2 separate regions of the Homo sapiens genome follow, and region 1 is linked to region 2. A link is a loop called in an ENCODE intact Hi-C map of the cell type or tissue named here. Cell type or tissue: ovary. All regions are shown on one strand. Each heading gives the region's core, and the rest is flanking DNA. Links, peaks and the distances in the headings are about the cores only.

What was found. Hi-C counts contacts between places; a loop is a spot of excess contacts. Peaks named below come from ENCODE experiments on the same cell type or tissue, not always from the same donor. Only the 100,000 strongest peaks of a DNase experiment are listed, where the experiment ranks them.
Region 1: it touches region 2 in a loop (8-fold over the local background); 2 of 110 quality-filtered maps call a loop at or near these places.

The regions. Positions count from the first base shown.
Region 1 is chr18:77,557,074-77,569,112 of GRCh38, reverse strand. The region is part of intron 2 of LOC107985172 (a long non-coding RNA gene); the gene reads right to left. Among named protein-coding and RNA genes, the nearest start is that of GALR1, 310 kb to the right of the region's middle. In ovary, for the core only: no CTCF peak of the experiment used is centred there; no DNase peak of the experiment used is centred there.
Region 2 is chr18:77,506,957-77,518,995 of GRCh38, reverse strand. It overlaps LOC107985172 (a long non-coding RNA gene), which reads right to left and starts at 6,740. Exons shown (of 3, transcript XR_001753512.2): 1 at 6,354-6,740. In ovary, for the core only: no CTCF peak of the experiment used is centred there; no DNase peak of the experiment used is centred there.

The DNA of each region.
Region 1 (12,039 bases), core at 2,142-10,141, 50 kb before region 2:
TACTTGTCTGCAGTTAAAGATCCCTCTAAATATTTTCATGGATAGATATGACTTTAACAGTTGTGTCCAGTAATAAGAGTAGAGCCTTATTTAAAGCTTATCTCATTTTAATGTGGACTTTAACAAGAATTCTGTTCAGAGGCCAAGTGAGGTCCCAGGAACCTGGTTTCCACTTGCCCGGTTTCCACTTCTAGTCCCAAGGATCTCAGATGCATTGTGAGCGAACGTTCTTCTCATCATTCCCACTAATACTTTAATAAACAACTCTTTAGAAAAAAATCCATCTGTGAATTGGCACCTGGGTCACTGTTGACATTTATCGGGTGAACCAGCCCCCAATATTTCAATGTACGTTCTTTTCTATTTTCCCTAAGTGTCAGCTGGTCTGAGAAATAAAGAGAAAGAGTACAAAAGAGAGAAATTTTACAGCTGGGCCTCCAGGGGTGACATCACCTATTGGTAGGTTCCGTGATGCCCCCTGAGCTGCAAAACCAGCAAGTTTGTATTAGGGATTTCTAAAGGGGAGTGGGGTATGAACAGGGAGTAAGTCACAAAGATCACATGCTTCAAAGGGCAATAAAAGATCACAAGGGCAGAAGGGCAGAGCAAGATCACAAGGCCAGGGCGAAATTAGAATTACTGATGAGGTTCCATGTCCCACTGGGCACGTATTGTCTTGATAAACATCTTATCAGGAAACAGGATTCAAAAGCAGACAACCGGTCTACTAGAATTCACCAGGCTGGAATTTCCCAATCCTGGTAAGCCTGAGGGCACTGCAGGAGACCAGGGTGTATTTCATCCCTTATCTTCAACTGCATAAGACAGACACTCCCAGAGCAGGCGTCGATAGGCCTACCCCTGGGAATGCATCCTTTCCCCAGGGTTATTGCTTGCTGAGAAAAGAATTCAGTGATATTTCTCTTATTCACTTTCTGCAAGAAGAAAATATGACTCTGTTCTGCCCGGCCCTGTGGGCAGTCAGACCTTGTGGTTATCTCCCTTGTTCCCTGAAAATCGCTGTTATCCTTTTCTTTTTCAGGATGACCAGAGTTCATATCGTTCAAACACACGTTTGATAAACAATTTGTACAGTTAAAGCAACCATCACAGGGTCCTGAGGTGGCAAACATCCTCAGCTTACAAAGATGGTGGGATTAAGAGATTAAAGTAAAGACAATCATAGGAAATTATAAGAGTATTGATTGGAGAAGTGATAAATGTCCATGAAATCTTCACAATTTATGTTCTTCTGCCACAGCTTCAGCCGGTACCTCCGTTCAGGGTCCCTGACTTCCCAGAACAGACATTGGCTCATTCAGCAGCCACCACATGCCCCTCTCCAGGGATCTACTTCATAACCACCCAGAAAAGGTCATTTTGCTACAGGAGCTAAAAAGAAGTTATTTAGGCAGATAGTGAGGGTAAAGGAGTCCTTGGCAAGGCTTGCCTTTTAACAAAAAGCAACCCCAAATAATTTCTTTTCTAACAAAGAGCAGCCTGTAAAATCGAGCTGCAGACACAGATAAGCAAGCTGGAAGCTTGCGCAGGGTGAATGTTGGCAGCTGTGCCAATAGGAAAAGCCTGCCGAGTACCAGTCGCTAAATGTACAGTAAAAGAAGCAGGCAACATGGCCCCGGCTGAGTAGAGAACCCTTCTGCATAATAAAAGATTGGGGGGTGTGGCCAGCCTCTTTGCGGGCTATGCAAACAGCACACCCAGGCCTGACCAGTTCTTCTGGTGCTATGCAAATGGCACATCTGGTCCTGCCAATCTTTCATGCCCTATGTAAATCATAGGCTGTCTCCTCCAGCTCATCTATAAAACCTCCTGCTCTTTTCCGCAGACTGGAAGATCCGCTGGGGACCCCCTCTGTCTGCAAGAGAGAGCACTTTTGTCTTTCTTTCATCTATTAAACCTCTGCTCTTAACCTCACTCCTTAGCTTGGGTGTCCTTGATTTCCTTGTTGGAGGCAACGAACCTCAGGTATTACCCCAGATGAACGACATGGCTTCAATGTCCCATCCATCCCACATAGCTTAATTCTTAGAACTGGATATAGTAAGCAGGAGGTAAGAGTGAATACTCCAAGGTAAATATGACATTGGTTTCGGGTAGTCTGCAACATGCCTGCCTTAGCACTAAGCTATCACCCATCACAGGTGCTACCTGGGGAAGTGGCTCAAGCACAAAGGCAGAACTCAGTCAAATTGTGGACTGCAGCGGAGCTGGGGGTCCTGAGACAGCCAGGTCCCGCCCTCCACACCAGGGATCTCTCAGACCCCAAACTCGGATTGCCACGTGGGCACCCACTTGTTCACCCATCCAGCATCCGGCACGCTCTGTGGTCCAAGGTGTTGTAGGCACACAGCAGGCGAAGATCGTGAACCCCAGCAGTCCTGGGCTCTGAAGGGGATCATTCTTTCATTCACGAGATGAGGGGCTTGGCATGGAAAAGCTAATGCAGGCATTGATGGAATCTGATTTGTGACAATTGCAAAGAATAGAACAGGCCCAAGTGAACTGTCTCATGGACAGATCTGAGCTCCAGCCCCAGTCTCTGGCTGTTTCAGTCCTCCTGTGCCATCAAAGCCATTTATCAAGCACCCTCCATACACACGCTGAGGTGAACACAGCACAAAATTCAAAGCATTATGCTCCCCAAATCCTAGAAGCATGATCTTTCTGAAAGGAAAGAGTATTATAACTTATGAAAATTACAACTAATATGATTTTTTATTTTGTTTGGATTTTTATTGTATTTTATAAAGAGATGTTAGAAAATACAACCAATTGGGCCAGATAGTTTTAATACAGTATTATAACTATACAGGTAACTAGGCTCTATAAATATGTGCTATCCATTTACAATAAATGGAACATAATTTTTAGGAACTGGGCAAAGGAGATAGAACGTGTTCAAGGTGTGTTTCTGTGTGTGCACTTGTGTGCATGTGTGTGCCTGTGTGAATAATGTGCACTGTGTGTATATGTGTGTTTGTGTGTGTGTGTCTGTGTGTGCATGTGTGTGTGTTTGCATGTGTGTGTGTGTGTGTGTGTGTGTGTGTGTGTCTGTGTTGAATGAATGGCTTTTACTCAAAGAGCTTATGTGTTCAAAGGACAATGTGAACACCATGGACCACTTTTCCATACTCAAAATAGCATATTTTATTATGTTAAAATATGTGGATCCATTGTGAGGGCTAATGCCTAGAATCCCAGCACTTTGGAGGCCGAAGCAGGAGTATCACTTTAGGCCAGGAATTCAAGACCACCCAGGGCAACACAGTAAGACCCCATCTTTACAAAAATAGAAAAAATTTGCAGTGCATGGTGGCACATGCCTGTAGCCCCAGCTACTTGTGAAGCTGAGGTAGGAGGATCACTTGAGCCCAAGAGGTCATCACTGCAGTGAGCCATGATCGTGCCACTGCACTCCAGCCTGGGCACAGAGTGAGACCTGTCTCTAAAAAGATAGAAATAAAAAATAAAAATAAATATGTGAGGAAGAGTAAAGAAGACAAAATTCTTTTTCTCAGAAAAATAGTGGCAAGATGAATTTCTCTGAAGTTCTTTTTTGTTCTAGTCTCAACTCAGGCTTAAATAAAAACAAAAGATAAAGAGCGTCTTTCCCTTCAAGCTTAAAGAAAGGTCTCTACAGCAGTGTTTATCAATAATGAAATGATAAATCAAAAGTCATTTTGTTTTCTCCAAAATTCAAATATTAAATATTAAATTACTTTGAAGAGTATCTGAATGCTGACACTCACATAATTTTACTAAGTGCTTTGTTTACATCTTATTTCAGATGGGTATTTAGGAAAAATTTCCAACAGAGGCAGCAGTGACTAGTGAGTGATAACCAATATGGCAATTACCAAAACTATAATAAACTCTTTTAGTGTATTTGCTTCATTATCAGAGAGTGGGTAAGAAAACACAGAATGGTTCAGGATGAATTATCTGGGGGGATGACAGTCCATCTGATGACTCACCTAAATTCTGTCCCAACAGAGCTCGGTGGTCTCTGACCCTGGGTTTCCTTCTGTGCTTTTCCCAATGCACAATAGTTTTCAGCCAGGGTCAACATTTCATGACACATTTGCTCATGGTCTGTCTTTGTTATGACAGAGAAACAATGAGGTGTTTCCTGAGTAGTGTCTAGGTGAAGATTTAAGTCACTCATCTTGCACAAAAATCTTGTAAGTTGGGGCAAATCAAAGCTAAGAACTTAATATACCATGTGGTTGCTGTAGACATAACCCCTCTCTTTGTTATAGGGGACTGGAGTTGGGATGCGCCCTGTACCCAGAAGATGGATCTCCCCTTTGCTGAAGGAATGCATCCTCGCTGCTTCATTGCAGGCTCAAAATGCTTGATAATCACAGAGAAATGCCAGCTGCCTCACAGAGGGCTGGCCTGGAGAGGGATGTCACAGCCCAAGGCTGGCAGAAGAGTGTCCCAAGCATGAGGGGATGAGCATCTGCAAATGTAAAGTCAGAGCTCAAGCAGGGAAGCGAGGCATGCAAGTAGGGTGTGGGCCTGTGCTGGTGCAGTGACAGCACTGGGGGCTGGCTGCATGCAAGAGGATTGGGCATACTGGTAAATATCTTCTGTTAAAAAGAGCGGGTTTCTCAGTGCTGGAAAAGGGAACTGCAAATATAGAAAGGAAAAGACCAGAAAAACGTACTGTGGCATTGAATGGAAATTGAAGTTATTGGTGTGAATTTATTAACTTCAATATAGATAAACAGACTAGATGATTAGATAGATAGAATGGATGTATAGATAGGTAGGTAGATAGATTAGATATAGATAGATAAATGGATGGATTGATAGAGATGATAAATAGACGGAGATAGATAGATAGATAGATAGATAGATAGATAGATAGATAGATTCGTGTACATATCTTTACATATTATACTCATATGTATATTCCCTAGTTCTGTCTACTGAAAGTGAAACCCCAATAGCCTTAAGCTCACCAAATCATGGCTTCTAAATTATATTCTCCACGACAATAAACCAAACTTCCTTGCAGAAATGGCTAATTTTGAGGTTGTAACAGAAAGTGCAAGATGTGTGGGATAAGCCTAGAACATCTTGTGCCAGAAAGCAGAAAAGCGCTTAAAGAATGATGGAAACATGTCACAGGGACACAGAAGCCAACTGGAAGGGCTCCCAGTGGCCAAATATAAGACAAATTGAGCATCAGAATGAAAAACGGCAGTGGGGAATTTTGATCTATTAAATAAAATAGAAAACTCTGAGTTCATTTTCATATAAGTAAATGAAAGATTAAAAATTGATGAGAAATGGGACATTTAAATAGGTTATAATTATATATAAATATTTATTAATTACAAAAGTTAAAGAAAGGAATTTTAGCCTGAAAACTGGAAGATACCACCTTGACTAAGTGATCAAGGTGAATGTTATGAGTAATGGACCAATATCAAAATCATGTTCCTCCTGATAGGATAGAGAGAATAGAAAATCACTTCTGAGATATTCCTGTCAAGGATGTACACCATGAGTCCAGCTACAAGCAAATACTAAAGAAACCCATATTGTGGGACTTTCTACAAAATCACTCTTCTCTGACTTCACAAAGGTCAAAGAAAAGCTGAGGAGGTACTCCAGACTACAGGAAACTAAAGAGACACAACAGCTAAATCAACCTTGTGACTCTGAACGGCATCCTTTGCCATCATGAGACAGAGGACCCAACTTGAACATGGCCCGAGGCTCAAAAGGTGGTGATGCAACCACACTAATTTCTTGATTCTAACAGTTACATGTGGGCCTGTTCTTGTTTTAAGAAAATGCAAACTGATGCATCAGGGAGGAGAGGGTATCTATCGTGTTGCCAACTTACTCTCAAGTGATTTGAGGAAAAGTTGTTCAGATTATATGTATAAGTTTTTATACATTTAACATTGTTCTCAAAGTGCAAAAGCAATTTATATTACTGAAAAAGAAGAGAACTACAACAAAAAAAAATCTTCCAATCATAAAATTCTGTGAGTTTATCAAAAGATCCTCAGAAAAGAAATTTCTAAAAGACTCACTTCAGGAGACAATAGAAAATAAAAAGAATTTCTCAGGAATGCTCTGAGTTGCAAGAAGGAAATGTAAAAAAAAAAAATCAACTGGTAAGCATGTGAGTAAATCTATACTTAGGAAGACTGTATAAAGCTATACAGAATGCATCTCATTTGGTGGTTAAAATAAAAGAAGTTACAGCTAAAATTCTGGACAAAATTAACATATAAAGTAGAAGGAGTGTGATTGGATTTAAGCTGCCTAAAGCCCTTGTAATGCACAAGAGAAGCTAGCCATATTAAATTTGAATCTCTTTAAGTATGTATGTTAAATTTTTTATAACTAACAAAAGTAGGAAAACCACTAGTGGGTCTTTTCCATTAAACTGGTGTTTATTAAACTGCTGCTCATAAATGAAATCTAAGAGTTCCACGAATATCTGAGTAATATGGATGGAATATATGTATGATTATATTTACATTTTTGAGTAACAGTGTCCATTAATCATAAAAATTTTGATGAGGTGAGTGACAGCTGCCGTAACTATGAATCATTAAACTAGACTAAATTCTACAAGAGAAGGGTCATTGTCAATTTTATTATGCCTCTCATACTGTTACCTATTCTTGAGAGCCTGATAGAACAAATGCATTCTAGGTATTAGGCACCCGTGATAATATTTATACATTTTTACTTGTTAAATTTGTTAGCCTATCTCTGATAATGAGGAAGTGACACGAGAGATTTTCACACAGTAGAGAGAATGGAGAATGTCCTTGTCACACAGCCCCTTGTCAGTCTGGGAGCAAGACCAAAGTCTGTCAAAGCAATACCTTTGCCTCTGTGGAACTTATCTATGGCTAACCTTGGACTCTTCCTATAGAAACTGTTTGCCCCTGGCCTTTAGCTCCTTTCCTTAAGCCATTTTCATGGCATCTTGTTTGGATATTTGCGGCTCATTTTGTTCTATCCTTGTTTCTTTCTTTCCGTCACCTTTTTCTTACTGTTTTCCAGGAAGCCATGCTGTGTCTCCGTAACGTTGCCACCAGCAGCACTGGAGCACTCGGGTTCTAATCGAGTTTCTATGTCTGTCCCCATCCAATCACTTACAGGCACGGCCCATTTGCTTGCTGAAAGTGCCTACTGTTTTGTCCTAGATTAGCTTCAATTGCCCTCTCTTACACGATATAACATGCAGATTACATTTGTTTTATAATGAATAAAGGTCCCTTGTAATCACTGTATGAAAAAAAAAACAAACAATTTGTCCCAGAGTATTGCTCCTTTTATAGTTTGCCACTTAAAGGAGTATTCAGAAATTCGAGGCATCCTAGCATTCGAGTGGGCTCAGTATTTTGACTACCCAGTGAGGGAAATGAAACACTGGTATCTATTAGCCACTCCATGACCCTTCAGCATAAAAACATGAAATTGTCATGAAGCCCATTTCTCTTTCCCGTTTCTTTTTTAATGTATGAATTTAAAGGATAAAATGATGGATTCTACCTTCTCTGAAGTGTGTGTTGTATCTCTCTTAAAACTGAATAGTCTAGGAACCATGAGTACAAAACAGTATGAGTTGAGCTATAATACATACTTCAATTATCATGATATTTCATCTAGCATTATCGTTGGTAGTATTATGAATTCATCCTATCCTTGTGTTCCCTTTTCTTTTTCTACTTATTTACTATCTGCACTTTTTTCCCCTTAGGTACCCAATCAAAAATGACACAAAACAGAAAAAATAAAAGCTCATTAGTTTTCATTGTTCCCACTGGTAGTATATAGAAGTTTCAGTGCCATGTTCACTGACAGCCATGACAAGGCCTGATACAAAGACTACAATTTACACACGCCCTTCATCTGATTTCCCATTTTCTTAGGTCTACTGATTCACTGCATCGTTTTGCAACACCCGTCTCCTGCAGTTATTCTTATTTGATCTCATTCTCTGTTTTCCAAATTAATGTAACCTGAAAATCAAATAAATCTAATAGATACATGGCTAAGTAAAATCTTTTTTGTTAACGTCCTAAGAGTTTTTTGTTTGTTCTTCCACATCTGGTATTGGTAGTAATTATCCTCTATTCCCTAGTTAAATTCATGTAACATGTTTTTAAGAAACTAATTCAAAATGCATATTTGGCTGGATGAATTCTCATTGCTTTTCCCACATGGGTGTTTGCTGACATCATAGCAGTCTGTACTGTATGTTTGAACAGTCTGTACATGTGCACACTTCCTATGGTGATGGACTCACTGCCTCTTGCGCTGGGAGGCCCCTTGAGAGTAAGGGAGGTCTCCATGACAAAGACTTGAGTCATCCAATTGCAAACATCACAAACATCTTTCATGCAATAAAACTGTAAGAAATCAGAAAGAAAAACACAGGGAACCTGAATAAATATGACTGAATTTGAGCATCTTTCATATGTAACTAGAGAAATGAATATCAAAACAGCAGAAGCTTATTTTTCACACATCAGACTGTGAAAATTAAAATATGACCACGTTGTCACAGTAAAACTGAAACAGACACTCATACTGCTTGTTGGAATGCAAATTAGCACAACCTTTGAAAAGGAATTTGACAATATCTAACAAAACCACATATGCACTTACCTTTTAACCCTGCCTTCCCCTTCTAGGAATCTACCCTGAAATATTTAACAATCCTAAATACATGTCCACAAGGTTAATTATCGCACAATTGCTTGTAAGTGCAAAATAGTAGAAACAATATAAATGCCTGTATGCAGGAGAAAAGAAAACTAAAATATAATGTATTAATGCAATGAAACACTGTGCAGCTCTAAATAAATTATGATGATTCCTATGAACAAGTATGGAGTTATTTCCAGAACATGTTGTCACACACACACACATACACACACACACTTATTAATCAGAAACTATTAAGGAAGTAGAAAAATGGGGAAGGAATGAAAACAGGGTAGAAAAAGGAAAGGGCAGTAGCATTTCTATGAAGATACATTTTTGAATGGTCCTGACATTTAGAGCCATATTAATATTTCATATAGTCCAAACATAAATAATTAAAATCAACCAGGGCATGTGGGGAATGAAAAGTTAAATCCAAACACAACTAATTTTGTAGTTTAATTATATAATTGTTAGTTTAACCCTGAGGAGGGGGGGTGTTATGGGTAAAATTGTGTCCCCTAAAAAGATGCTTGAGACCCACTCCCCAGTACCTGTGAATGTGACTTAGAGAGAGTCTCTGCAGAGGTGGCCAAGTTCAGATGGAGTCATCCTGTCTTAGGGTGGGCCTTAAATCCAATGGGACTCATGTCCTTCTAGGGAGAGGAACATTTGGACACCGAGACACAGACACACAGGGAGAACACGTGGCCGTGTGGGTGGAAATGGGAGTGACACATCTAAAAACCAGGCAGTGTGAGGATCGCCGGCCATCACCAGAAGCTGGAAGAACAAAGATGGACTCTGCCCAGTCTCTGAGGGAGCCCAGCTCTGCTGACACCTTGATTTCAGACTTTGGAACTCCAGAACTGTGAAACCATACATTTCTGTTGGCTAAAGTCCCAGCTTGTGTTTCTTTGTTAAGGCAGCAACAGGAAACCTAATACAGTAGGGAGACAAAGAGCTAGCCTGAGTAACTCTGGAAACAATGTCTTCACCTACAGCCAAAGGCAAAAGACACAAAGAACTGCACACAAATACTGCCTCCTAATTAGCAAATTTTTACAGGGTTACGGATTTGCAAATCTAAAACTACCTTGTACAAATTCAATGACTAAAGAAACATATAATCTATTATGGTTAGTAAGTGCTAGGTATTTAACTGTCGAGAAAGACTAGCAAATAAGAGAAAGAAAAAACTTTTCTTCTCAGAGAAAACTCTGAGAACATGGATTGGAACTGGAGGTGCCGCATGGAAGTCATGGATATATATGCACGTATGTGTACGCACATACAGAGAGCTAGGGAAGCAGGAAGTGGCTGAACATGTGCCTGTGTGCACCTGTGTTTATGTGCACATATGTCTGAGCCTGTCTCCTGAGATGGCGCAGAGACAATGAAAACCCAGTAGTGATAAATACACCTGGCACCAGGACTAGCCTCAGCATTTGCAACCCTGAAGCCACACAGCAGCCTGCATTCAGAAGGGCCTGGGCTTGGCTTGCCTCTCTGCATCCACCACCCTTACCTTTGTAATATTTTTTAAACAATGGACTCTGCCTTTTCTTTGAACTGGGCCCTAAATATTCTGTAGCCCATTTTGCTTAACACCCAGATCTTGGTCTTTAAATACTATTATCCAGTGAAGAAACCATGCTTCCTTGGAGAATTTGGTCATCCAGGTTAAGAGCAAGGAGAAAACAAGAGGAGTGTGGGTGATCTAGGGGTGCCTGTAAGTAAATAACTTCCCAAAAAATGCGAGGTTGTTTGAAGGAAGCAGAAGGCAACTCAGAGGAGTATACAATGGCCAAGTCTGGGGCAGTTTTAGCAATAGAATAAATAGTGATAATAAATAGAATAAAACAGCCATAGGTCCACACAGGTATGAAAAAAAAATCATATAATAGGCCAGGCGAGGTGGCTCACACCTGTAATCCCAGTGCTTGGGAGGCAGAGGTGGAGGTAGGGGGATCGCTTGAGTCCGGGAGTTCAAGACCAGCCTGGGCAACATAGGGAGACTCCATCTCTATAAAAAATACAAAAATTAGGGTGTTGTGGTGCTTGCTTGTAGTCCCAACTACTCAGGAAGCTGAGGTGGGAGGATCGCTTCTGCCCCGTAGTTCCAGGCTGCAGTGAGCTGAGACTGTGACACTGCTCTCCAGCCTCGGTGACAGAGCCAGATGCTAAGTCCAAAAAAATCTCATAATGGATAGATAGATAGATAGGTACATAGACAGACAGCTACAAAAGGAAAGTTCTCTCTTATGGTAGAATCCCAATTAAATGCAGAAGAAATGATGAAAATTATAAAATAAATGATGAAAACAGAAAATCGCTCTTTTGCAAATATTATAGTAAGAATTGTTTCTGGCAAAAAATCATCAATGGATACTAAAATTGATAAGCAAATTATGATATTGATGAGAAGCAGAATATTTACATATTCTCAAAATATCTCCCTAAAAGATGGCTACTAATTAAAAATGTGAAAAGTAGCATTACAAGAGAGAAACTGGGAAGTAGCATTAACCTAATGATCAAAGTAAATAATAGCAGGAATGCAACAAAGCAACATTATGCCAGCTGCCATGGCAAAGATATGACAAGTCAATGTGATGTCTGACCTTGACTGGATACTTACCTGAGAAAAAGGCTTTGGTGGAACAATTCATGCTATTTGAATAAGGTCTACAGGTAGTTAGTAGTACTGTATCAACATTAATTTACTGATTTTAATAATTGTACTGTGACTATGTAACATTAACATTAAGGGAAGCTGGGTAAAGAGTATACAGAATTCTGTGTATTGTTTTTTCAACATTTTTTGCAGGATGTGACTTTTTCTTAAAGTAAACAATGCTTCGAAGCTTTATATACACATACCCACATATGCATATATGTATATGTGCATATATGTACATATACATGTATAAAACTTGTATATATGTACATACGTATTAAATATAAACACATGAACAGATGTGCGTGTCTATGTTCCTATACCCTATACCACAGAATCAGAGCACTTAAACCAGAAATACTCCTCGTCATGAAAAACAACACCCTCTGGATGACGAGATTAATCCAAGCAGCTGCCTGGAAAGCTATTTGGAGATGGGGTGAACAGTGTTTTGCAGAAGTCCAGCAACTTTTTCAGTGGGCGCATGCAAGGTGCTAGCCGTGGTCCTGAACCTCAGTTGGTTTTGGCTGATGGATTTTGTCTGCCCAGCTCATTACTTACAATTGGACAAGCTTACCCACTTGAATTAGCTTGAATGAGCTATCCACTTGCATTAGTTTTCTGGGGTTAGTATAACAAAGTGCTAC
Region 2 (12,039 bases), core at 2,215-10,214:
TTCTCTGAACCATGTAGACATCTAACAGAGATTCTTTACAAAGATTTGTATCCCTCTTTAATTCGATCATTAGGACCAAGATTAAAGGAGCACAGGCCAGGCGTGGGGGACAGTGCGATGTCCCTGCGTCCTCCTGGGCCCGAGCAGAGCTTGGCTTCGGACACCAGGTTCCCCAGCTCGGCGCCTCCAAAGTGTGGCCAGTTCTTCCCTCTCAAGCTTGAATTATTTATGCGTCATTTCAGAAGCACGAGCTAGACTTCAGTTTTAAACACAGGAGTAAATTTCCTTTCGGAGTCCTTTGATTTCACAATAATAAAGGACATAAAGAAGGAAAGTGGATTCGCTTCTGACGTAAAAGTTAAGGAATCTATGAATATGTGTGATATGGACCTGATAAGCCTGAGACTTTCTTCAGTCAAACGTATTCGAAAGGACGACGCCCTCTTTTTCGTGCTAACTCATCTGCCTCGGCGAGCCCTTCTTCCCTCCACGGAAAGGAAAATCCATCTTGTCTCTTCAAAGCGTTCTGGTTGCTTTGGGTTAATGGTCTCTTTCCAGTAAATATTCATTCGCATTCTGGAAGGGTCCTTGAGGCCACCACTCAGCTCCGAGCCTCGTGGTTCCCCGCTCGCCCTCCTTCCCTTGGGTCATTCACTGCAAAGAATTTAAGGACCGCCGAAGGGCCCACTCTGCAGAGCGGAACCCCTGCAGGGGCTGTCCGGGCCCTGGTCCCAAGACCCTGGCTCTCTCGGCGGGGATGGCGTCGGGGGATGGGCCCTGGCATGGCAGCTCTTCCCAGCACCGTGTCCCCTGCACCACTGCACAGCCTCGGTGGGACGGGCCAGCGGACCCCCGTGCTCACTCACCTTCTTGGCCACACACTCTCAGGTTGCAGCACTCGGGCAGACCCGTGGAGCTCAGTTCCCACAAGGAACGAGCGGCTCTTCTCTGCCCTGCAGCCTCTTGGGGGGACCTTCCACCTGTGCCTCGGTGCGCCCCGTCTCCAGGTCCTGCCCGTTGAAGACCAGCCCTGGGTGGAGGCGCACATGTGCAGTCCGAGGTCAAAACGCGCACGCGACACACCTCAAGAAATGGACATTTCTAGCCCCGAAACATTCCACGTCTCCTCCTGTCTTCTCTCCGAAGTTTCTCACTGGGAAGCAGCATCATGCATGTGCCTGTGGGAGGGTCTCTTTGTGGACACAGAAAAGCCGCCGCAGACGGTGTATGATCATTTGGTGTCACTTCTTTCGTGCATCAACACGTTTGGCGATTCACTAGTATTGTTTTACAGAGCTGTAATTCCTTCATTTATAGTACTGTATAGTTTTCTCTAAATGAATCATTCATTCTACTTTTTTCTTTTACGGTTTGTTTATTTTTAGACAGGGTCTTGCTTTGTGGCCAGGGCTGGAGTGCAGTGGCACGATCTAGGCTCACTGCAATCTCGACGTCCGAGGCTCAAGTGATCCTGCCACCTCAGCCTCCTGAGTAGCTGGGACTACAGGTGCACACCACTATGCTCAGCCAATTTTTTAAACCGTTTTTTGTAGAGACAAGGTCTCACTACATTTCTCAGACTCATCCATTTGACTCTTGACGGCCACTGGGTTGATGTTGCCCTGGGGTTATTTTGAACAGTGCTGCTGTGAGTGGGTTTTGTATGTCTCCTGGTGCATGTGTGTATGCATTTCTGCAGCATTTCACATTTTTGGTGCTATTGTAAATGGCATATTTTTAAATGCTTACTTTTAAATCATTGTTCTCAGTAATGTCATATACTAATTTGTATCCAGCAACCTTGCAAAACTCACATATTATTTATAATATTTTATATAAAACTTTATTTTATTTTTCTAAGTATATAATCTTATATGAAAATGGTGAGTATTTTTCCCTTACTGATATTTTTTTTTTCCGTATTACACTGGCCTGATTTCCCATAAAAGGTTGAATGAAATTGTTGAGAATAGCTCACCTTGTTTTTATTATCAAAGGGAAAGCTACTGCATTTCACCATTATGTATGATGTTTAACATAGTTTTATGGCAGCTAGCCTATATAAAATAAAGAAAGCTTCCGTTTCTTTCTAGAAATTAATGAAATATGTACAAAATTTATACACTGACTATATCAAACATTACTGAAGAGAATTTTAAAATTCTTACATTAAAGGTAAAATACACATTGCTCATGAATTGAGGGTAGTACGTAGGTCAATGTCTTCAAAATTGATTTGGGTATTCAATCCAATCCCAATCAACATTTGAAGAGAAAGGAAGAAAACTAGAGATGGTAAGACTGCTCAATTCTGGTTTTAGCAGGAATTGTTTAAGACATTTGTGTATTTTATAAGAGTAATTTGATTGAATCAGAAAAAAAGTCTTTAAGTCTACTTAAACAGTAGAGTAAAACCAGCCACAAATGACAAGACAATGAAGAGAACAAGCAGGCAGGGAGTCCCTGTCAGCCTCCTACTACAAGGGCTGATGTCAATCCACATGCATTTGTGAGGTGCTATTTATGTCTTACTTGCAGATAAATATTAAATACATACACAATTGTCGTGTTGTTATTTTTTCACACAAAATAATTACTTGCCTATTCTCTGGGTTTATATTCTACAACAGTGCCTGCTGAAGATTGCACGCAACTTTATTAGAGTGTGTTCATGGTATCGTGTGATGAGAAATAATAAACCAAAGCCTAGCTTTTACACAGGAAAATGCACCGTACATAGAGTCTTTCTCACCATTTAATTCCCTTTTTAAAATATTCTTTTTCAATTGCCATTGGTTTAAAAGTGGTTAATGCAAAATAATATATATAATATATATAAATAATATAATATATATAAATTATATATATATATATAAGGGAGAGAGAGAAATGTCCTTTTAAAAATATTTTTAGTATTAAAAAAGCTTTAGTATTAAAAATCATGCCTAAGGCATTTCTAAAGAGCGGTTTCAGTACAAGACAAGCTGATGACAGTGGTTTGTTTAACTCTATGTTTTTCTATTCATAAGTGATATTTGGAGGGTCTTTTTTTTCAGCCAGAGTGGTAGAGGGGGAGGATTCACTTTAAATTCCGTATTAACCTGAAGGATCAATACAGATTGCATAGTGTGCTCTGTAGCTTCCACTAATAAAGCAAATAGATGCAAAGTCATTAGGAGAGGGGTTAATTTTAAATATATAAGTTTCTTTAAAAAGTATGTGTTTAAAAGGCTGAGCATTTAGGAAAGTGTGATTTGAAATGAGCAAGTGCCATAATCCCACCAGTGCCAATATGTTCATTAATCATTTATTTGAATCACCTTTTAGTTGACGCCCTTCTCCCAAGACCCAAAATGTTATTGTAAAAGATGAGAATTATTTCAAGTTGAACTAAATGAGGCTGACATGAATTGGTGCCTGGTGATCTGAAGTGGAGGCTCTCAGTCCTGATTTGCAGTGGCACTGAAGGAAAGGAGCTGGACAGGGGAGGGTGGAATTTATATTTTCAAAGGCCACCTATTTAAAAGGGGACAAATCTATCTGTAGCTAAATGCAATTAATTGGTAGAAAATCAGAAAATCTAGAAATTTAGAATTTATCAACCTTTGAAACCAATAAAATATTTAAAATCATGTTGTTTCGCAAACTGTAAAAGATGGGCCATTGTTCTTGTTAGATTCCCTTTTCCATTTTATTTCTGGGGGGGGGAATAAAGAATTTAAATCAAATTTGAATCACCTGAAATAAAATTTTAGTGCAGCAAAGCACCTCAATTGTGTTTACTTCCATAAAATATTGATTTAATAAAATAATTGAAATATAATAATATAAAACCTATAGAGAAAAGGGGTTGAGAAATAATCTTTATCTAAAATTAATTCAAATAATTTATTTTGCTACTAGACATGGTGATGTATGTTACCTGTTAGAATTAGAGGTAGCAGTTTGATGAGGGAAAGAATAACATAAAAGAAAAAAATGACTGAGTCTTAGAAAAGATTTTGGATACAGCCACCAAAGTTGCCATTACACTTTAATTCCCTGAACTATTTGTTTTCAAAGCAAACTTTTCCTAATTTTCTTGTGTGTAAAGACAATGACAAATGTAGATGAAAACTATATTATAGAAATTTTAAAATGTAATGTACATCTTTTTCAAGGGTTACAGAGAAAAAGTATTTAGAAACAACAATTTGATGCCCAGCTAAACTGTCATTCAGGACAAATAAGTCAGTTTCAGATATGAGAGAGCCAAGATCACTTACATCAGAGTACATACTCAAGTATTTAAAAAAAAAATCCAAGAAGCAGACATGAGATCCAAGAGATAGAGCTTTAAACCAAAAACACACTGGGATAAATAAGAAACAACTCTGAACTACAGTTGAGTAAAATTGTTCCAAGTCAAACCTTTCAAACAGTAGAATCACTTTCAAAAGAGTGGATAATCTTATTTACATTTGTTTTCGCAATTATATTGAAAGGTGATTAGAAAATGACAGGAAAATGCCCAATAATTTTTGTATGAAAATTTTGGTCCACAGATAAATAAAACAATATGAATGTCTTAATTTGGAGCAATTGATGAAAGGTTAGGGATAGAAGGAAAAATAAATTGAGGCTGAAGTTGAAAATATTTTACTTTCTGTTTCATATCATTCTATAATTTTTGAGTTATTCACCCATGTTTATGTATTACAGGTACACAGTCCCTTTACTAAAACTCTTGGTGCCTTATGTGCTTCAGAATTAAGATTTTTTTCATATTATATAACATTTCAGGAGGTTCCGGGATAGCGCCTTGTTATCCAACATTCCACATGGGATATAGATTATAACTAGCCTCACATTAGTTCAGAACAGATTTAATAGTAAAAAAATGTATTTTAAAATGTATTTAGCTCACACCTGTAATCCCAGCACTTTGAGAGGCCAAAGCGGGCATTGAGGCCAGAAATTCGAGAGCAGTCTGACCAACACTGTGAAACTTCGTCTCTACCAAAAAGTACAAAAATTAACCGGGTGTAGTGGCACATGCCTGTAGTCCCAGCTACTCCAGAGGCTGAGGCAGGAGAATCACTTGAATCCGGGAGGAGACGATTGCAGTGTGCCAAGAATGCACCATTGCACTCCAACCTGGGTGACAGAGCAAGACTCTGTCTCAAAAATTAATAAATAAATAAATAAATAAATAAAATAAAAAATAAAAATACTCTTTATTTCCCAAAACTTTTGGGATTTTGTAATTACAGATAAGAAATTGTGGACCAGTACTTAGCCAATAAAATTAAACATACACGCATAGCTTCTAAGGCAGAGTCAAAGTAAAACTCACATATTCCATTTTCCTTTTTAGTTGCAGTGCACACTGTGCAAAGTGAAAGATAAGACATTTTGACCAAAGGCATCTTCCCTTTGACATAACAAAATAGAGTACTCAGGTCGCAAGAACTACGGTGATGAAATGGGAAAGCAATATTTCAAAGAACATCTGGTGAAAAGCATGATGAAGTCTCTGGGTGGATTTTGATGAAAGTGTTTCCATTAGTTGGCTAAAAACATAGTACAGCAAGAGCACGCCAATTTGCAAGTTAAGCAGCAAGGATTTCATGTTCTTTGCAATTCACAAATCTTTTTACTCTGCCTTTTTTTATATCATTACTAATTTTATTCTTCTACTAAGAATTATAATTTTTGTTTCCAGGCAAGAAAAGAAAAACTCCCATCTCAGATGAACAAAGTAGCAGATCACAATTTTAGGTGGTACCACTCATCCAAAAACCAGAGGACTTGGTTTATACATTTGCAGATAAAGGACTAGAGAACAGACTAGCCACCACATATACTAAGGTAACACACTCTTGCTACAATAAAGCTCAGAGATGCAAAATTAATAAACTACCCATAATTTCAAAATTATTTGATCAGGAAGTGTTCGTCGGGTGCGTAATGGAGAAAGGGAAGTATGACCGCCCTGCAAAGAAGGAACCACAGAGAAACGTCCTCGAGTGCTTACAGCAGCAAGGTGAGGAGAGAATTCGGTCACTGAGAACTGACTTCAAAAGGTAAATCACCTGTGCTCAGAAACTGGTGCAACAAATACTAATCAGAGAATAAAGGGCTGACTACAAAGATGATTCATAGAATTAATACTTATTTAAAAGTTAGGACTTGGTTTGAGCCTTAAAAAGGTAAGGTTGAGACTTGGTTTCACTAAGTTTCATCCAATATCATGACCTTTCATAAATCACACTTGGGACTGGTTGAGAGACTTGAGACTTCAGTAAAGGTGTACTTGACTGTGAAAGGTTTTCCTTGAGGACAGCATGGCGATGGGGCCCCAGGCTACTCACCTGTCTCAGGTTAGTGTTCTGCCTTTCTCCAGCCTTGGCGGGGGACATGGAGGAGTCAGCAGATCTGGGGTTCTGGATAATCCTGGCTTCTTGGGTCTTTCCTAGGTCCCAGGGCAGGACTTGTCACTGGCTCTCTTTATGAAGACGGTGATGGCCCTTGTCAGAGAGGAGAGGAGGATGGGTTTGCAGAAGGCAAGAGGTTAAAGGCAGGCACAGTAAACCAAGCAGGAGTGGGCAGCACAACGCTTCCTGCCCATGTGGCTTGGAAGGCTGGGCAGAGGGCTGGGTCAGGTGGAGAGTACTGAAAGCAAAAGTGAAAGGTGGGGTTTAGAACAGCTGTGACAAGATCGTGGGGGCTTTGCAGGTCAGGATAAGGAGCCTGAAAGTTGTTTCATGAGAAATAAATATTCACCGATGCTGTGGGGAACAGAGAGGAAACTCAACGAAAAGCAGATTTTGAGAAAGTGAATGAGATTACAATGTATAAATTTGATTAGTGGAATAAAAACTCTATGGGCAGAAATAATAGGTTTAATAATCTCTATGGGCAGAAAAAAACTCTATGGGCAGAAATAACAGGTCTAGTAATCTCAGTTTCAAGGAATCACAAATTGAACTAGAACGGTGCATTTGGAAGATACGTGGCAATGAATGCAAAAGACGTTTTCTAAGTAAATCCAAGATGATGTGATGGCTGTTAGGAAAGAAGGAAGGATCTCAGGTGTTTCCACGTTTTGAGGCTTGGAGATAGAGTGTTCTTGGCAAACAAGAGGTGTAAAGGAGAAAAAAATCAATTTGGATTTCAAGAATTAGGCATGTACGGTATGTTCAAGTGGGAACATTTAATAGGTAATGAGAGAACAGCAGTAGAATCTGAATGGAAGTATTGATTCAGGATCTGGGTATAGATTATTGAAACTATAACAGCTGATATAATCACCAAGAAAAAGAGATCTGCAAAGAAGCTTAACAAACTGAGTTCTGTGGCACATTTAGGTTACAGTAGAGGAAATGGGACTAACTAGAAGAGAAAGTAAACATCAGAAAATGAAATTACAAAGATAATATTCAAACAGTGTGGAATCACAGTAGCTAAGGAAAGAGAATTTCAATGAGACAGTGTTAAATGCTTCAGAGAAGTCCAGGAAACAGTGAATGGCTAAACTGGACCAGGACAAATTCATCATCACTCCCGCGAGAAAGAGGCACCACTCTCAATAAGAATGGGTCAGCAGGATGAGGAGAGACAGTTAGATAGATAGATAGATAGATAGATAGATAGATAGATAGATAGATAGATAGATAGGCAGACAGATACTTTTATTTATTTATATTTATTTTTTATTTTTTATTTTTTTGAGATGGAGTCTCGCTCTGTTGCCCAGGCAGGAGTGCAGTGGTGCGATCTTGGGTCACTGCAACCTCCACCTCTTGGGTTCAAGCAATTATCCTGCCTCAGCCTCCCAAGTAGCTGGGATTACAGGCACCCGCCACCACACCCGGCTAATTTTTGTATTTTTAGTAGAAATAGGGTTTCACCATGTTGGCCAGGCTGGTCTCAAACTCCTGACCTTAGGTAATACGCCTGCCTCAGCCTCCCAAAGTGCTGGGATTACAGGCATGAGCCATGGCTCCTGGCCTCATATATTTTTATATATAGGCTTTCATATAAGAAACTTTCATATAAGAGACTTTCATATATGTTTATATGTGGGCTTTCGTATAAGTTTCTTTTGATAAACCCTAGCAGAATTTTTTTCAGCTTTTATTTTAGGTTTGGTGGTATGAGTGCAGGTTTTTTCCTTTGTTTGGAAATTAAGTATATGTTTAATAGTTTGTATGATTTCTTTAATTTTATTTTATTTTTATTATACTTTAAGTTCTAGGGTACATGTGCACAACTTGCAGGTTTGTTGCATATGTATACATGTGTCATGTTGGTTTGCTGCACCCATCAACTCATCATTTACATTAGGTATTTCTCCTAATGCTATCCCTCCCACAGCCTCCCACCTCCCCGTCAAGCCCCAGTGTATGATGTTCCCTGCCCTGTGTCCATGTGTTCTCGTTCAATTCCCACCTACGATTGAGAACATGCAGTGTTTGGTTTCCTGTCCTTGTGAGAGTTTGCTGAGAATGATAGTTTCCACCTTCATCCATGTCCCTGCGAAGGACATGAACTCACACTGGAAGACAGTGTGGTGATTCCTCAAGGATCTAGAACTAGAAATATCATCTGACCCAGAGATCCCATTACTGGGTATATACCCAAAGGATTATCAATCATGCTACTATAAAGACACATGCGCACGGATGTTTATTGAGGCACTATTCACAATAGCAAAGACTTGGAACCAACCCAAATGTCCATCAATGATAGACTGGATTAAGAAAATGTGGCACATACACACCATGGAATACTATGCAGCCATAAAAAAGAGTGCAGGTGTTTTTAAATGGGTATATTGTGTGATGCTGAGGTTTGGTGTAGAAATGATCTCATTACCAAGGTAGTGAGCATAGCACCCAATAGTCAGTTTTTCAGCTCTTGCCCCACCTTCTCCTTCCCCTTCTTTTTGTCCCTATTGTGTATTGTTGCCATCTTTGTGTCCATGAGTACCCAGTGTTCAGCTCCAACTTATAAGTGAGAACATGTGTATTTGGTTTTCTATCTTGTGTTAATTTGCTTAGAATAACACTTTCACCTCCATCATGTTGCCACAAAGGACACAGTTTCATTCTTTTCCATGGCTGCATAGTATTCCATGATGTATATGTACCACATCTTCTTTATCCAATAATATGCCCCAATACATTTATTTTTTGGGTTAAATCATCTTTTATTTCATTTTTTCATCTCTTTGAAATCCAAAAAACCAAAACAAAAAGCAAACAAAACAACTACGTAACTGAAACAATGAGCTCACTACTTACAGTAAGTCTCATTCAATTAGACTTACTTCTGAAGGATAAATATCTCATGACTTTTTTCTTAGAATCCACAATACCTTGTGGAAGAAGGTCACCCCCACCATGTGTGTTTGTACCTTTATTACTTCCCGTTGATCTAAGGACCAGAAACTCTCAACAATCCCAGAGCTCATTATTGCACTCTTGTCATGTGTTACTGTTTGTATAAATCATCCACATTTAAGTGGATGTTTAAGTGATTTTTAAGTAATATTTTTTTATGACAGGGTCTCACTTTGTCACCCAGGCTAGAGTGCAGTGGCATGATCATGGCTCACTGCAGCCTTGACCTCCTGGGTTCAGGTGATCCTCCCACTTCAGCCTCTCCGGTAGCTGGGACCACAGATGCAAACCACCATGCCCAGCTAATGTTTTGTACTTTTTTGTAGAAATGGGGTTTTGCCATGTTGCACAGGCTGGTCTCAAACTCCTGGGCTCAAGCAATCTGCCTGCCTCAGCCTCCCAATAAATTGGATCCCTTGAATAATTGGATTGTTAAAAGTTAGAGTCCTCACAGGCCAGAGCCTCCATGTTTCCTAAGACTCAGGCCAGAGTTAGAAGTATAACTCATTTGTGTATGTACATAGTTACAGTTTCACTTGGAAGTCACTGCCCCTGAGTGGGCTGACCACACAACCTAGCCTGGCCTGAGCAGTCCTAAACTCCTTCAGTAGGGGTAATTATAAATCATCTTTCATGTCACTCTCAAATCTGTCCTTGTCTTGATGATAAATTACATGTTTACCCCACCTTTGAAGTTTACAAGGCATCTCTATCACTTCATATTATTCTATATATTACTACATCCATATTATTATACATTAATGTATAAAAACTTGCAAATTGCACACAAGAAATCCATATGCTGAGGATTCTTCCGTAAAAATCCAGCATATCTCAAGTACCCTACCCACGTAATTACTCAGATGGTTAACAGGGATGTTTCTAAATACGTTATCCCTTTAAACATATAGACAGACACTGTCAATCCTTTTTCCTCTTCCAGTTCCCTTAAGTTTACAACATATTATCAGGGCATTCATTTATAAAAAATAAAAATGAATAATATAATCAGGATATGAATTTATAATCAGGGCATTCATTTATAAATGCCCTCATTATATTATTCATATAATAAATATATATGGGCTCAATTTAGTGGTTAATAGATGTTCTTTGGACAGATAATCTTTTGCATTTTCTGATTGTGTTTATTTTGAAAATTTTAGTAACAGTGTTATAATTTAATATTAATAATTTTTTTCAAAAAAATTATTTGCATTAATGCTTGGCTCTGATAAACATTTTATTTATGCAGACTTCCCGACGTGCTGATTAAGGTCTTCTAAGTAAAAACTCAAGAAACTGAGTAAAACAAAGGAGATTTGGGGTTCACTGAAACACAACTACGAATCCTAAATATTCAGACAAAAACCTGGCATGTTGTCTTGCTTCAGAGGAGGATGTCAGATACTACCACATCTGAAGACATTTTGAAAACAAATGTTGAATTTTTGGTATGCGAAGTGTTTTACTTGTGGCTCAGATTTCTTCCTCTTATAGAAAATCATTTCACTCTGCATTAATTTTAATAAGGTAAGACGAGCAAAGAAGAGGTCACCACGGCTTACCCAGGTTCCACACAGTGCAGATTTTCATGAACCCTGACACGAGGCAGAAGCAGAGGCAGGCATTTGTGTTCTCTTACTGATACTTCACCTGGTTTCTCTTAGTCTTATCAGGAATCTGTAGGAAATTGAGTGTGTTTTCATTTGCTGCAGTTTGAAACACTGCTCTACAAAATGTCTTGCTGCTGTCAGTCTTCACATCCATACGACGTACTGCAAGAGTCTAAGTTTACCTTCAAGCCAGCCCCTTCTGCTGTCAGTCTTCACATCCATATGACGTACTGCAAGAGTCTAAGTTTGTCTTCAAGACAGCCCCTTCTGCTGTCGTTCTTCACATCCATACGACGTACTGCAAGAGTCTAAGGTTACCTTCAAGCCAGCCCCTTCTGCTGTCGTTCTTCACATCCATACAACGTACTGCAAGAGTCTAAGTTTACCTTCAAGCCAGCCCCTTCTGCTGTCGGTCTTCACATCCATATGACGTACTGCAAGAGTCTAAGTTTATCTTCAAGCCGGCCCCTTCTGTGAGGTCAACATTTATTCTCTCAGTGTTTTGTACATATTCATGTGGGTTTTTTTTAGCTTTTTAAAATTGTATTTCATTTTATTTATTTATTTTTTGAGACAGAGTTACACTCTTTCACCCAGGCTGCAGCGCAGTGGCTCAATCTCAGCTCACTACAACCTCCGCCTTCCTGTTTCAAGCAGTTCTCCTGCCTCAGCCTTCCGAGTAGCTGGGATTACAGGCACCCACCACGATGCCCGGCTAATTTTTGTATTTTTAGTAGAGACAGGATTGGCCATCTCTACTAAAAGACCATGTTGGCCAGGCTGGTCTCGAACTCCTGACCTTGTGATCTGCCCACCTTGGCCCCCTAAAGTGCTGGGATTACAGGCATGAGCCACCATGCCTGGCCCAGTCTTTATTTTTATTGACACATAATAATCATACATATTTATGGGATACATCTGATAGTTTGATACATGCATACAATGTGCAGTGATCAAGTCGGGATAACTAGGATATCCATCATCTCAGACATTTTTCATGTATTTGTGGTGGAAACATTCCCTGGCATTCATTCACT